Regions from separate parts of the Homo sapiens genome. Here region 1 is linked to region 2. Evidence: chromatin contacts called from ENCODE Hi-C data. All regions are on one chromosome and are shown on one strand. The core of a region is the stretch at or near the end of the contact, and the rest is flanking DNA. Distances in the headings are between cores, read along the strand shown.

Region 1 (6,589 bases), core at 1,689-4,188, 240 kb after region 2:
AGTAAGTTTTCCCCACATTTTTTCTTTTTACCACCACATCTCTTCCATGCCATCAAATCTCCTTGAATTTGAAAAAGAACTCTGGCCAATGAAATAGCCATTAAGACAGGAATGGATGGAAGACAGAGTTGTATAGAATAAAAGCAGACTGGCCGGATGCAGTGGCTCACGCCTGCAATCCCAGCACTTTGGGAGGCTGAGGTGGGTGGATTACTTGAGGTCAGGAGTGCAAGACCACCCTGGTCTCTACTAAACCCAGTCTCTACTAAAAATACAAAAATTAGCCAGGCGTGGTGGTGCACGCCTGTAATCCCAGCTACTCGGGAGGCTGAGATAGGAGAATCGTTTGAGCCCGGTAGGCAGAGGCTGCAGTGAGTCAAGATTGTGCCATTGCACTCCAGCCTGGGCCATAGAGCAAGACTCTGTCTCAAAAATGAATGAAAGAATATTTTAAAATGAATTTTTAAAAAACAATAAAAGCAGATTGATGCTTTTATTCTTTTGATGCAAAATCAAGATGCAAAGGGCCCTGGACCTTGGGTGAGAACACTAACCCAGGGCTTCTGATTCCCATTTGAGCAAATAACTTTTCACCTGAGCAAGGGAATGAGGCTAATCCCAACCTCACAGGAGGTTGTACTAAGCGGAATAAGAGAAATACTAGACATCCTTTAAGTACTCATTGTAGGTTACAGGCATACATGAGCAAGAAAATGTTCCTTTTCTTACACCTGTTAATAGCTAAGTAGAAAGAAGAAAACATCAACTCTAATAGTTTGAGTTCTTTGTTAGTGAATTTATTTATTCAACAGATGTTTAATAAGCATCTTAGAGTGTGTAAGGGCACTATGCCAATTGCTTAGGCAGCAAAAATCCTTCTTAAACTCCCTTTTCCCCAAGAACCCACGTACTGTTTATTTGTCTACCTCCTCCACTAGAGTGAGATAAATGTTCAAAAAGAAATGAGTACAGAGTGCTACAGGGTCATGTAGGTAGAACACTATCACACTTGGGTCATAAGAAAAGCTTTAAGTAGAAGTGTCTTGAGTTGGGCCCTAAGGATAAGTCCAAGAAAATGAGATAGAGAGAGGAAAGAAATAATATGCATGAAATCTAAGAGGTAGGAACACTTAGATGAATTCAGGATGGCTAACAAGTATAGTGAGAGACGCAGAAAGTAAGAATTAACCAAATCATGTATGGCCTTATCAGCCAAGTTCAGGAGTTAGTCTTTATCTCAAGTGTAATGAAGAGCCATTGAAAGAAAAGATCATGTTTGTTCCATTGTGAAGAACGAACTAAAAAATCATAAGCCTGAAAGAGTGAAATCCAGTTAGTGAGGATATGATGGGTTTGGAGAAAGATGGATTTGAGCAAGACTCAGGAGACAGAATTATAGGACTTGAAGACTGATTGGTTATAGGGAATAAAAAAGAGTCAAAGATTCCTCTCAGGTTTCTGGTTTGGGCAACCAGTAGACAATGTAACCATATGTAGGGAGCATGGTCAGTTGGAGCGGGAAAGATTCTGGCTTTGGTTTGGACACGTTGAGGGTGAAGCATGTGACTCAGTTATGAGCAGATGCCCCACAGATGGCTGGTAATATAGACTGATGGTCAGGAGACACATCTGTGATGCAGGTGATAATAGGACTCATCCCATAGAGAAGGCTGAGGATGCCACCGAGGTGCTTAATTAACCCTTGGAGAGAATGCAGAGTGTAAAAAGCAGACAGTCTAGGCTGGAACACTAAGGTCAACCAACTTTTAATGAATGGGCAAGATAAGAGCCTGCAAAAGTTAAAGGAAACTAGAAGAGTTTGTCATTTTGTAAGTAAATGGAAGTATGCTTCAAAATAAGGGTATGGCAAACAACCCTAATTATTATCTAGGGATCAGGTGAGATGAGGGTAAGACGTTTCTCTGGGAGGCTGAGGTGGGTGGATCATGAGGTCAGGTGTTTGAGATCAGCCTGGCCAGCACGGTGAAACCCCATCTCTACTAAAAATGCAAAAAATTAGCCGGGTGTGGTGTCGTGCACCTGTAATCCCAGCTGCTCTGGAGGCTGAGGTGGGAGAATCGCTTGGGCCTGAGAGACGAAGGTTGCAGTGAGCCATGATAGCGCCACTGCACTCCAGCCTGGGCAACAGAGCGAGACTCCATCTTAAAAAAGAAGATTCTTTTGGTTTTAACAACAAAGAGGTCACTATTGGCCTGGCAAGAGCAGTTTCAATACAGAGGTAGTGATAGAAGCCAGCTCACTATAGGTAAAAAATGGAAAGTGAAGTGAAGAAATGGAGACATTATGTATAATCAGCTTATTCAAGATGATTGATTGAGAAAGGAAGGAGAGGAAATGGCAGATGGAAATGGAAAGGAGATCAAATTTGTGTTTTGTTTTAAGAGGTAGAATATTTGAACATGTTTAAATCAAAATGAGAAGAGGTTGGTGGGGAAGAAGTAACTGAAGATACAGAGAAGAGGGAATAATTGATGAAGTTAGGTTCCTAGAGAGATCAGAGAGGATGGAAGTCCAGAGTGGAGATAAAGGCCATTTCCTTTGGTGGAGGGACTGTATTCCATCAATACAGAAGGGAAGGAGTAAAAGGTAAGATTATGAAAATAGGTTTCTAAGTGAGAAGGCAGGACGTTAAAGGGGATCTGTTAAACAGAAAGCTGTCAATTTGGATTAAACTAGAATACAGAGCCCTCTCATGCCAGGTTTCTCTGCCACAAGGCATTCTGGGAAGATTCCCAGGATGCCCAGCCAGGAGGTAGGTCATGGCTGCTCTGCATGGGTCTTCCTTTCTGAAAATGCTGCAAGGCAGAACACCCTTGAGGCTGCCAGGGGAATGTCTGACCAACTCTGGGGAAGTTTAACTGGGGCCCAAGGCAGGACATGGGAGTTTGTGGTTCATGTGTGGAAAGTTTCTTCACAGGCAGAGTTTCATTTTCTCTCACAATCATCCCTCACCACTCAGGAAACCCTGTCTTTCGCGTTGCCCTCAAGAGCTTTAAGGCTTGGTAAAAGACAACTTTTAGAGTGTGTGACACCATCTTTGGGTCTGGACGCTGTGTGTCAGGACTGCAAGAAGGGGATGAAGATGAAAGCAGATCTTGCATTTCATGGGTTTTCTACAGATGACACGGCTATGCTTTAGAGGTCACCAGGAACCAAAAATGAGAGAGGGGCTTGACCGAGTTACTTCACACTGAGTCACTGGGTCTGGTTCACTGAAAGAAAAACAAGTACCAAGGTACTCTCTCTCATCTTCATCTCTCAGTCTAAATCCTCCAACAGGGAAATGTGAAATCGTCTGGAACTCCTGGTTCACAGAGAAGAACAGGGCTGAGGGAGCTGTCACCCACAATTCATCTGGTGTCTTGCATTGGATTGAACCATATGAAATTGCCATTTATTTCCATATAAAAAGGTCAAATATTGGCAATTTCATATGGTTCAACTTAATATTGATAGAAACAAAACATAGCACCTGCCTCTCAGGATGCATGGTGCGAAGGGACTGTCTTTAGGGGCAGGGTGTGGAAGAGGGGTCACTTGAGGCCCCAAACCCGAGGAAGGCTGGCACAGCTCTGGGCATTCAAGGGCTAAAGTCACATGGGGTTAGGGAAGAAAAGGAGATCCACGTAAGCATTGGCTAAGAGCGTGAAGTCCGGATACCAGCCTGGATGACACTCCCAGCTCAAGCATTAAAGATTTCTTAGCCTGTCCTGCTCAGCTTTCTCATTCGTAACATATGGAGAGGGATACTCACCTGCAAGCATGTTGAGAAGATAATAACTGCTAACATGTATTGAGTGCTTGTCAACCAAGAGGTCCTCCACCAAGGCTGTTTTATATAAAAGGCTTATATGACCCAGAAGAAGCTTCTCATTATATTACCATTTTTAGTCCAGGTGAAAAGGGGATCAGAGCATTTTCTCTTTTATTCCTCCCTACACCTTATCCATTTCTTTTTGCACCTAGGAGGCTCCATTGGGATTTCTTGACCCCATTACTAGACTATAAGCTCCTTGAGGACTGAGACTATGTTTCATTTACTTATGGCACAGGCTGGGCAGGGGAGAATGGGGAGGCTGGTATGTGGAAGGGGCAGGACCAGGATGGATTGTGAATTTAAGACTTGAAAGCAGATTAGCTCTAGAGACACAATTGGTTTTTGTTTAGTAAAACATCTGGTTAGATATTTTCGTGGTAAAAAGTCAGGATGCAGGCCATGATCTAGCAGGATGAGGAGAGAGGCACAGAGAGCTCAGATTACTTTACAGATGAAAAGGAGAGGGGTGTCCAGAGAGCTGGGGAAATATTCAAAGATGGAGAACAAGGAGTCCCAAGGGGAAATTCCCAGGGGTGGGGAATACTAAAAGATTTTTTAGAAAAGGAGATGCCTAACATTACATTTTTATTTTATGTCTGTGCTACCTGAAATTATTAACAGTGAAATAACACTTGAGATTCAACAGTCGATGAAGGGGAGACGACTTCTTTTTCATTTTATTACTCTTTTGAACTTTGTCCTTCCCTTTGCTATGAACATGCATTTATTTTGTGATATATCAAAAAATGATTTTGCTGCGCAGAACTATAGCCCTGCCCCATCCCGCCTTGATCTGCAATTATGCTGCCTCAAGTCAGAGAAACTTTGGTGAGAGAGGAAAGGACTTAGTGGAAAAGGGGCCACATTCCATGGGGAGGTTGATGTAGACCGGAGATAAGATGTAAAAAAGAGAATTCAGTGGAAGTGGGAAATCAAAGCAAAAGACTAAGATAGACATAAGCCCCTAAAATCTTCAAAGAAAAGGTTAACGTAGGAATTAGTTTTGTTTTCCACCAGCCATGAGTGGAGGGTCAGTTAGTTAAGTTTGTGTGTGTGTGTGTGTGCATGTGCATGTGTGTGTCTCAAATTTTTAAAACAGCAGAACTCAGATGAGCATGCTTGGAACACCCAAGGATATCTAGATCATCTGGGTTTGAACCCCAATTCAGCCAGTTAATATCCACTAAATTGGGATAAGTTACTTCTCTCTGAACCTGTTTTCTCAACTGTAAAACAATGATAATACTATTAGTTGCTTCATAATCTGCTGTGACTTTCAAACGAGCCCATGTAAAGTGCTTAGAACAATATCTAACACTTAAGGAGCACTCACTAAGTATTAGCTATTTGCATCCTGTATCTTTTCAATCTATTTTTTTGAAAGGATGCATCAACTGTCAAGAGTTAACTCAAAAAAAAGTAGAGGTGCTCATATACCCACAATCAGAAACTCCTGTTTTCCTTCTCCGTCTCTAGTTCATTGCTTCTGGAAGGGAGAGTCCCTGGAGATTGCATCATCAGAATCACCTGGGAACTTGCTAGAAATGTCAATTCTCCAGCCCCACCTCAGATATATCTCTGGGAGATTTTGGTGCATGCTCGAGTTTGAGAATGAATGCTCTATTCTCTCCAGAGAGGAATGCTGTTGGGAGGAGCTTCAGAGCCCTCCTGGAGGGTGGAGGCTCTTTGAGGTCTTCCTTCTAAGTGCCGTCTCAACTATATTCCCCAATTAGCACATGTGAGCCCAGAAAAGATCTCACTAGCAGAGTCTTATGTGAGAATTAGGCCATAGGTCCACTCGGATTTCACTTTATTTTGATTTTCCTTTTCCTACCTGTAGCCAGACACAGTTATTTATTACCTCTTCCTGGTATTGGCTCCCATTTACCACTCCATCCTGCCTCCTTCAGAGACACTGGGGTGTCAGCAAGGTCTCTTATAAATATCTGCCAAGGGCTCCTGACGCAAAGGGCTTCCTGGACCCAGGGGAAGGTTCTGGTTTTAAACAGTCCCACCCATCCAGTGCTCTGGGACTCGGCATTTTTCAGGGCTCCAGAATCTTGGTTTTCACCATGACATTTACAGAGCAGCTAAGCCTGCCTGTTGAAAACCATCCAGGGCTTAGAGGGCAGTAATGAGGCTGGCTGGTCTCCAGCAGTTGGCAAACACTGTGACACATTAAATGTCACTGTAGGCTTTGTTTGGTTTTAAATTGAAAAATTGCTAGAGTTATGAAAGCTTACAAACCTTGGCTAAAGAGGTGAAGTTTCCCCCTTTTCTTTTTCTCTGCTTTTCCTCCACAGACTACTTATCTAGGGAATGGCCAGTTGCACCCCATCTCATCTTAGCCCCCACCACCACTTACACACTAATGAGCACCCAATAGTCACAGAGCTCACAACCAAGAGCTAGTTTCCAGAACTCCTCTTGCTGGTGAGAAAGAATGTGCCACCATTACTAATTCAAAGCAGATCTGACCTAGCTACAAACAGCTACACACATTTTCCCAGGATCCTCTACCCTTCCTTTTTCTTTTCCTCTTAAAAGGAATGCTCGTGCTTATTTGTATACAAACATTCATCCCCAGCAGAATTCTACTCTAGGTCTTAAAACTAGAAGGGCACTCAAAGGCATTGAACCTAGACTCTTGCTTCCAACCTGATATGTTATTGCCCCATTTTACACATGATGTAGCTGAGGCTCAGAAAGTCACTTGCCCAAGGTCCTTTAGATAGTAAGTGCAGAGCTCAG
Region 2 (6,532 bases), core at 3,901-6,400:
CGTCACAATTGAAAGAACTAAAGAAGCAAGAGCAAACAAATTCAAAAGCTAGCAGAAGACAAGAAATAACTAAGATCACAGCAGAACTGAACGAGATAGAGACACAAAAATCCCTTCAAAAAATCAATGAATCCAGGAGATGGTTTTTTGAAATGATCAACAAAATTGATAGACTGCTAGCAAGACTAATAAAGAAGAAAAGAGAGAAGAATCAAATAGATGCAATAAAAAATGATAAAGGGGATATCACCACCGATCCCACAGAAACACAAACCACCATCAGAGAATACTATAAACACCTCTACACAAATAAACTAGAAAATCTAGAAGAAATGGATAAATTTCTGAACACATACACCCTCCCAAGACTAAACCAGGAAGAAGTTGAATCACTGAATAGACCAATAACAGGTTCTGAAATTAAGGCAATAATTAATAGCCTACCAACCAAAAAACGTCCAGGACCAGACAGATTCACAGCTGAATTCTACCAGAGGTACAAAGAGGAGCTGGTACCATTCCTTCTGAAACTATTCCAATCAATTGAAAAAGAGGGAATCCTCCTTTACTCATTTTGTGAGGCCAGCATCATTCTGATACCAAAGCCTGGTAGAGGCACAACAAGAAAAGAATTTTAGGCCAATATCCCTGATGAACATCAATGCGAAAATCCTCAATAAAATACTGGCAAACCGAATCCAGCAGCACATCAAAAAGCTTATTCACCACAATCAAGTTGGCTTCATCCCTGGGATGCAAGGCTGGCTCGACATAACGCAAATCAATAAATATAATCCATCACATAAATAGAACCAATGACAAAAACCACATGATTATCTCAATAGATGCAGAAAAGGCCTTCGACAAAATTCAACAGCCTTTCATGCTGAAAACTCTCAATAAACTAGGTATCGAAGGAACGTATCTCGACATAATAAGAGCTATTTATGACAAACCCACAGCCAATATCATACTGAATGGGCAAAAACTGGAAGCATTCCCTTTGAAAACTGGCACAAGACAATGATGCCCTCTCTCACCACTCCTATTCAACATAGTATTGGAAGTTCTGGCCAGGGAAATCAGGCAAGAGAAAGCAATAAAGCGTATTCAAATAGGAAGAGAGGAAGTCAGATTGTCTCTGTTTGCAGATGACATGATTGTATACTTAGGAAACCCCATCGTCTCAGCCCAAAATCTCCTTAAGCTGAGAAGCAACTTCAGCAAAGTCTCAAGATACAAAATCAATGTGCAAAAATCACAAGCATTCCTATATACCAATAACAGACAAACAGAGAACAAAATCATGAGTGAACTCCCATTCAAAATTGCTACTAAGAGAATAAAATACCTAGGAATACAACTTACAAGGGATGTGAAGGACCTCTTCAAGGAGAACTACAAACCAATGCTCAAGGAAATAAGAGAGGACACAAACAAACTAGGCCCCCCAAAACCCACCACCACTTATTAGACAGAATTAAGTGGGTTTGGGCCAGAACAGGGGAAGGTCTGAGCAAATAAAAATCTCAGAGATGGCGTGTATCATTCCATCTTCAACCTGCAAACACCCACGGGGCCTGAGGCACAGACCTCCATGGGCTCATGTGCATCGTCACATCAAACACCGTTAATGGGCCAGAGTGTGGCCTGTCCTGCAGGACACCACAGCAGGACATACTCTGTGCTTGTCTTAAGGATCCCATCACCCTAAAGAAGGAAGTCAGACAGACAAAGGATTAACAGGAAACAGCTGCAAATATACCATTAAAGAAAGATATGAAAGGGAAAATGCTTTGACATTAGAAAGGTTTTGTTTGTTTGTTCTTGCATTCCATACTCATGGATAGAAAAATCAGTATCATGAAAATGGCATTACTGCCCAAAGTAATTTATAGATTCAATGCTATCCCCATCAAGCTACCACTGACTTTCTTCACAGAATTGGAAAAAACTACTTTAAACTTCATATGGAACAAAAAAAGAGCCTGCATAGCCAAGACAATCCTGGGCAAGAAGAACAAAGCTGGAGGCATCACGCTATCTGACTTCAAACATTACTACAAGGCTACAATAATCAAAACAGCATGGTACTGGTGCCAAAACAGCATGGTACTGGTGCCAAAACAGCTATATAGACCAATGGAACAGAACGGAGACCTCAGAAATAACACCACACATCTACGACCATCTGATCTTTGACAAACCTAAGACACGCAAGCAATGGGGAAAAGATTCCCTATTTAATAAATGGTGTTGGGAAAACTGGCTAGCCATATGCAGAAAACTGAAACTGGACCCCTTCCTTACACCTTATACAAAAATCAATTCAAGATGGATCAAAGACTTAAACATAAGACCTAGGACCATAAAAATCCTGGAAGAAAACCTGGGCAATATCATTCAGGACATAGGCATGGGCAAAGACTTTATGTCTAAAACACTGAAAGCAATGGCAACAAAAGCCAAAATTGATAAATGATTAAACTAAAGAGCTTCTGCACAGCAAAAGAAACTATCATCAGAGTGAACAGGCAACCTACAGAGTGGGAGAAAATTTTTGCAATCTATCCATCTGACAAAGGTCTAATATCCAGAATCTACAAAGAACTAAAAACAAAGTTACAAGAAAAACGCAAACAACCCCATCAAAAAATGGGCAAAGGATATGAACAGACACTTCTCAAAAGAAGACATTTATGCAGCCAACAGGCATATGAAAAAATGCTCATCCTCAATAGTCATTAGAGAAATGCAAATCAAAACCACAATGACATACAATCTCACACCAGTTAGAATGGCGATCATTAAAAAGTCAGGCAACAGCAGATGCTGGAGAGGTTGTGGAAAAATAGGAATGCTTTTACACTGTTGGTGGGAGTGTAAATTAGTTCAGCCATTGTGGAAGACAGAGTGGCGATACCTCATGGATCTAGAACTAGAAATACCATTTGACCCAGCACTTCCATTACTGGGCATATACCCAAAGGGTTATAAATCATGCTACTGTAAAGACACATGCACACGTACGTTCATTGTGGCACTATTCACAATAGCAAAGACTTGGAACCAACCTAAATGTCCATCAATAATAGACTGGATTAAGAAAATGTGGCACATATGCACCATGGAATACTATGCAGCCATAAAAAAGGGTGAGTTCATGTCCTTTGCAAGGACATGGATGCAGCTGGAAACCATCATTCTCAGCAAATTATCACAAGATCAGAAAACCAAACACTGCGTGTTCTCACTCATAAGTGGGAGTTGAACAATGAGAACACATGGACACAGGGAGGGGGACATCACATACAGGGGCCTGTGGGGCGTGGGGGGGTAGGGGAGGTTTAACATTAGGAGAAATACCTAACGTAGGTGATGGGTTGATGAGTGCAGCAAACCACCATGGCACGTGTATACCTATGTAACAAAACTGCACGTTCTGCACATGTAACCCAGAACTTAAAGTATAATAACAATAAAAAAAACTTTGTCCCCCAGTCACTAATGCCTATAACCATGTGCAAAGTTATGTGCCCACAGGCGACAATATCCGCTTTTGCTTACTGCCATATAGTATGTTTGAGTTCTCTTTATTTTGCCGTTGGAGATTTCCTTTATGTCTCTTGAACTTGGCCATGTATTTCAGCCAGCATTTCTTTAGGTTTATAAAGGGAGGGACCCCATTTCTGTTACCTTAGTCTGGCATGTTATGAGGAGTTCATTTTTTAATGATATAGAAACCTTGTATATCAGTCAATCTGTTGCTGTGTTAAAAAAAAATATATAGTAGCTTAAACAATCATTACTCACAAATGAGGGGATGGTGCTGATTCTTAGGGTCTGACCCAGTTGATCTTGGCTGGGCTCAGTCATGTGTTTGTGCTCAGCTGATAGGTCAACCTGGTGCTGCCTGATCTGAGATGGCCTCACTCACATGTATGGCTATTAGCTATTTATTGAGTGGGTTTAAAGTCTCTGGTAATGAGGTTATATGTTTCTCATCAACCAGAAGCTAGCCCAGACTCATCCATGTGGCATTGGCAAGATTCTGAGAGTAAGATTGGAAGTGCACAGCCCCTTGATGCCAAGACTCAGAACTGTCACAGCGTCAATTTTGTGCCATTATAGTGGCCTAAGCAGGTCACAAACCAGCCCAGATTCAAAGAATGGGGAAGAGTTGCACAGTAGCATTAAAAAGAGCTCTGTACTGAGAAGGGAACAATGTGGACATTTTGGCAAACAAGGTATCTCACATTGGAAAACAAAATTTTTAGACATATAATCATTCAAAACTATTTAACAGTCTTTATTCTAGCCAATCAATCATGAATGCAGAGTTTTCCATTCATTTTGAAAGCCAATAGCTTTAAAATATATACATTAATTTAGAAGGATGCAGAAATGAGCCAACAAAATTAATTCAAAAAAATTAGTACCAGGACTATTGGGTAAATATAAAGGATTAAAGATTACTTTTTAAAAAAATCTAACGTTTTGTATTGCATTAAGTTTTCCATGTACTTTCATATATTTCATTATTTCTGAATCATACAATATATATAGTTCTTTCCACTTTATGGATAAACCTCTGAGTCTCAGAAGCTTGCCCTAAATCATTCAGTAAGTGGCAAAACCATCACTTGGATCCTGGTCTTCTGACTATAATCCCATGCACTGTCTACTTTATCCTGCAGCCTGCAGGTCAGAAAGGGTTGGTCTAAATGAAATTGTGTCTATTTTTATGCAATGAATAAATTCTTGAAATTTTTCTTGAAAATCATAATTATAATTTAAATGCTATGATAGAAGTTTTCAAAAAGTAAATAATCATAAATGGCCAGTGACTCTCAGCTGTCACTGAATGCTGTGGATAAAAAAAAAAATCCTTGAAAAAAAAATGAGCTCTTAGGTTTGCACATGAATTCAGAGGTAGCTTGGGAGTTTGAGGTTTTCTAACTATAGGTCCCCCAAACCCTCTTTCTGGTGATAATGACAGCTTCTTGGGAAAAGTCAAGATGCCTCTGTTTTGGGTGTGGTTCCCGAATTTGCTTCTGCAAGCAGCGTGACTCATTTGTTGAGCTCACTTTATGCAAAGTGGTTGTGGGAAGTGAGCTACTTACCAGGAGAAAAATGTAGTATTTTGGGGGTTTCTAATGGCTTTCCCGAGACGAGGTGTCTGCTGAGCTGGAACAGCATTAGCACTTTGAAGGGTGTGTTCTGTGTCAGACAGAAAACCTAGAGTTAGTACCATCTGATGACTTCTACCAGGAAGGAAGGAAACTGACATTTATTGATCATGAATTGTGCAGATCGTATGCCAGGTGCTTTGCATGTATTATTATTTTTTCATCCTCATAAAAAACCCATTTTATAAATAAGGGGACTAAGGTTTGGAAAATTTGACAGGATTTATCATAGTCACAAAGCCAGTAGGTAATGGAGATAGGATTTTAACCCCCTTACTCTTTCTGAATCCACCAGGCTGGGGAGGATGTGTGGTAAAGATCATAAATTTAAGTCAATATTGGGAAATTATGTGAAAGGCTTAAATTAGCAACTGCAGCACCTTAAGAAAAATTAAAGAGAAATTGTGTGTGGTAAAAGGAATTTTTTTTTTTCTAGTGAAATTTTGTATCAGTTTGCCTGGGCTTCCTGTGTGAGATGCTCTGTGTTCCTGGCGAGAGGCTGGGCCCAGCAGGCCTGTCCTTGTGCTCAGCGACTCTCCCACCTCTCCAGCCGATTCCTTCCATCCTTGTACGAGGCTGAATTCTGACGCCCAGGATGAGCTCCAGCGGACGTCAAGCTGATGTGTCATCTTATGAGTGAGGGCTTCTGAGCTAGTGCCCATGAGCTCTGACTCATCAGGCTTCTAATTATAACTCGTCCTGGCTTCTCAGATAATGGGTTTGTCTCAATAGTTTCCAGGGACACATTAGACCAGTCCTATATTTTGTGGGACTTGGGTGTTTAGGCAGCCCGTGGTGTTCTGGGCGGAAATAGAGAAGAGACTGACAAGTCATCAAGAATTTCAGTGGTGCCCCTGAAAGTTGTCACAGCATCTCAAATGTGCCTCTGAGCAAATGGTCTTTGGCAGAGCTTGGCAACCCTGCTTCAGGTTCCAACACTACAGCGTACAATCCCTAAAAGAGCTTTGGCATCCTGAGGATGTTAATGTCCCATAATGCCCAATGGCTGTGGTGGTAATGATGGGTAATAGACTTTAGACCCCACAAAACCAGCTCTCCAGGCACCCCACAGGGAACAGCAGTGGGCAAAATAGTGGGCAGAGCAGAGAAGGAAAGTAACATAGGATTCTACGTGGTTCCCACCTGTGGAAATGAACAGGACCCTTGCAAGTCCATTTGGGGCACCTCTAGTGACTCCTCGAAGACAAAGCAGATAAGGACAAGAGCTTCTGAAATAAAAACTGCATTGACCCAGAACTTTGGGACTGCAAGAGGACTGAGAGGCCCTAAATTTAACCACTACATTTCACAGACCAACTATAGCTCAGAAAGACTGTGATTTT

Evidence for each region. Hi-C counts contacts between places; a loop is a spot of excess contacts on that map. Pooled maps may share reads with other maps.
Region 1: a loop to region 2 is called in a pooled map, with 2.9 times the contacts of the local background. The contact joins two enhancer-like sites. A Hi-C loop is called at or near these places in 2 of 37 single-sample maps with no recorded cell type and 9 of 50 pooled maps.

The regions. Positions count from the first base shown.
Region 1 is chr11:35,269,678-35,276,266 of GRCh38, forward strand. All of the region lies in intron 9 of SLC1A2 (solute carrier family 1 member 2), which reads right to left. Among named protein-coding and RNA genes, the nearest start is that of SLC1A2-AS1, 8.8 kb to the right of the region's middle. RefSeq lists an enhancer at 3,069-3,118. Within about 2 kb of position 2,939, at least 5 of the 41 ENCODE cell types and tissues checked have a DNase peak (open chromatin) inside an H3K27ac peak, as active enhancers do.
Region 2 is chr11:35,025,046-35,031,577 of GRCh38, forward strand. It overlaps LOC105376626 (a long non-coding RNA gene), which reads right to left. Exons shown (of 4, transcript XR_001748180.2): 3 at 5,124-5,220. Among named protein-coding and RNA genes, the nearest start is that of MIR1343, 86 kb to the left of the region's middle. RefSeq lists enhancers at 4,968-6,167, 5,130-5,249. Within about 2 kb of position 5,151, at least 18 of the 41 ENCODE cell types and tissues checked have a DNase peak (open chromatin) inside an H3K27ac peak, as active enhancers do.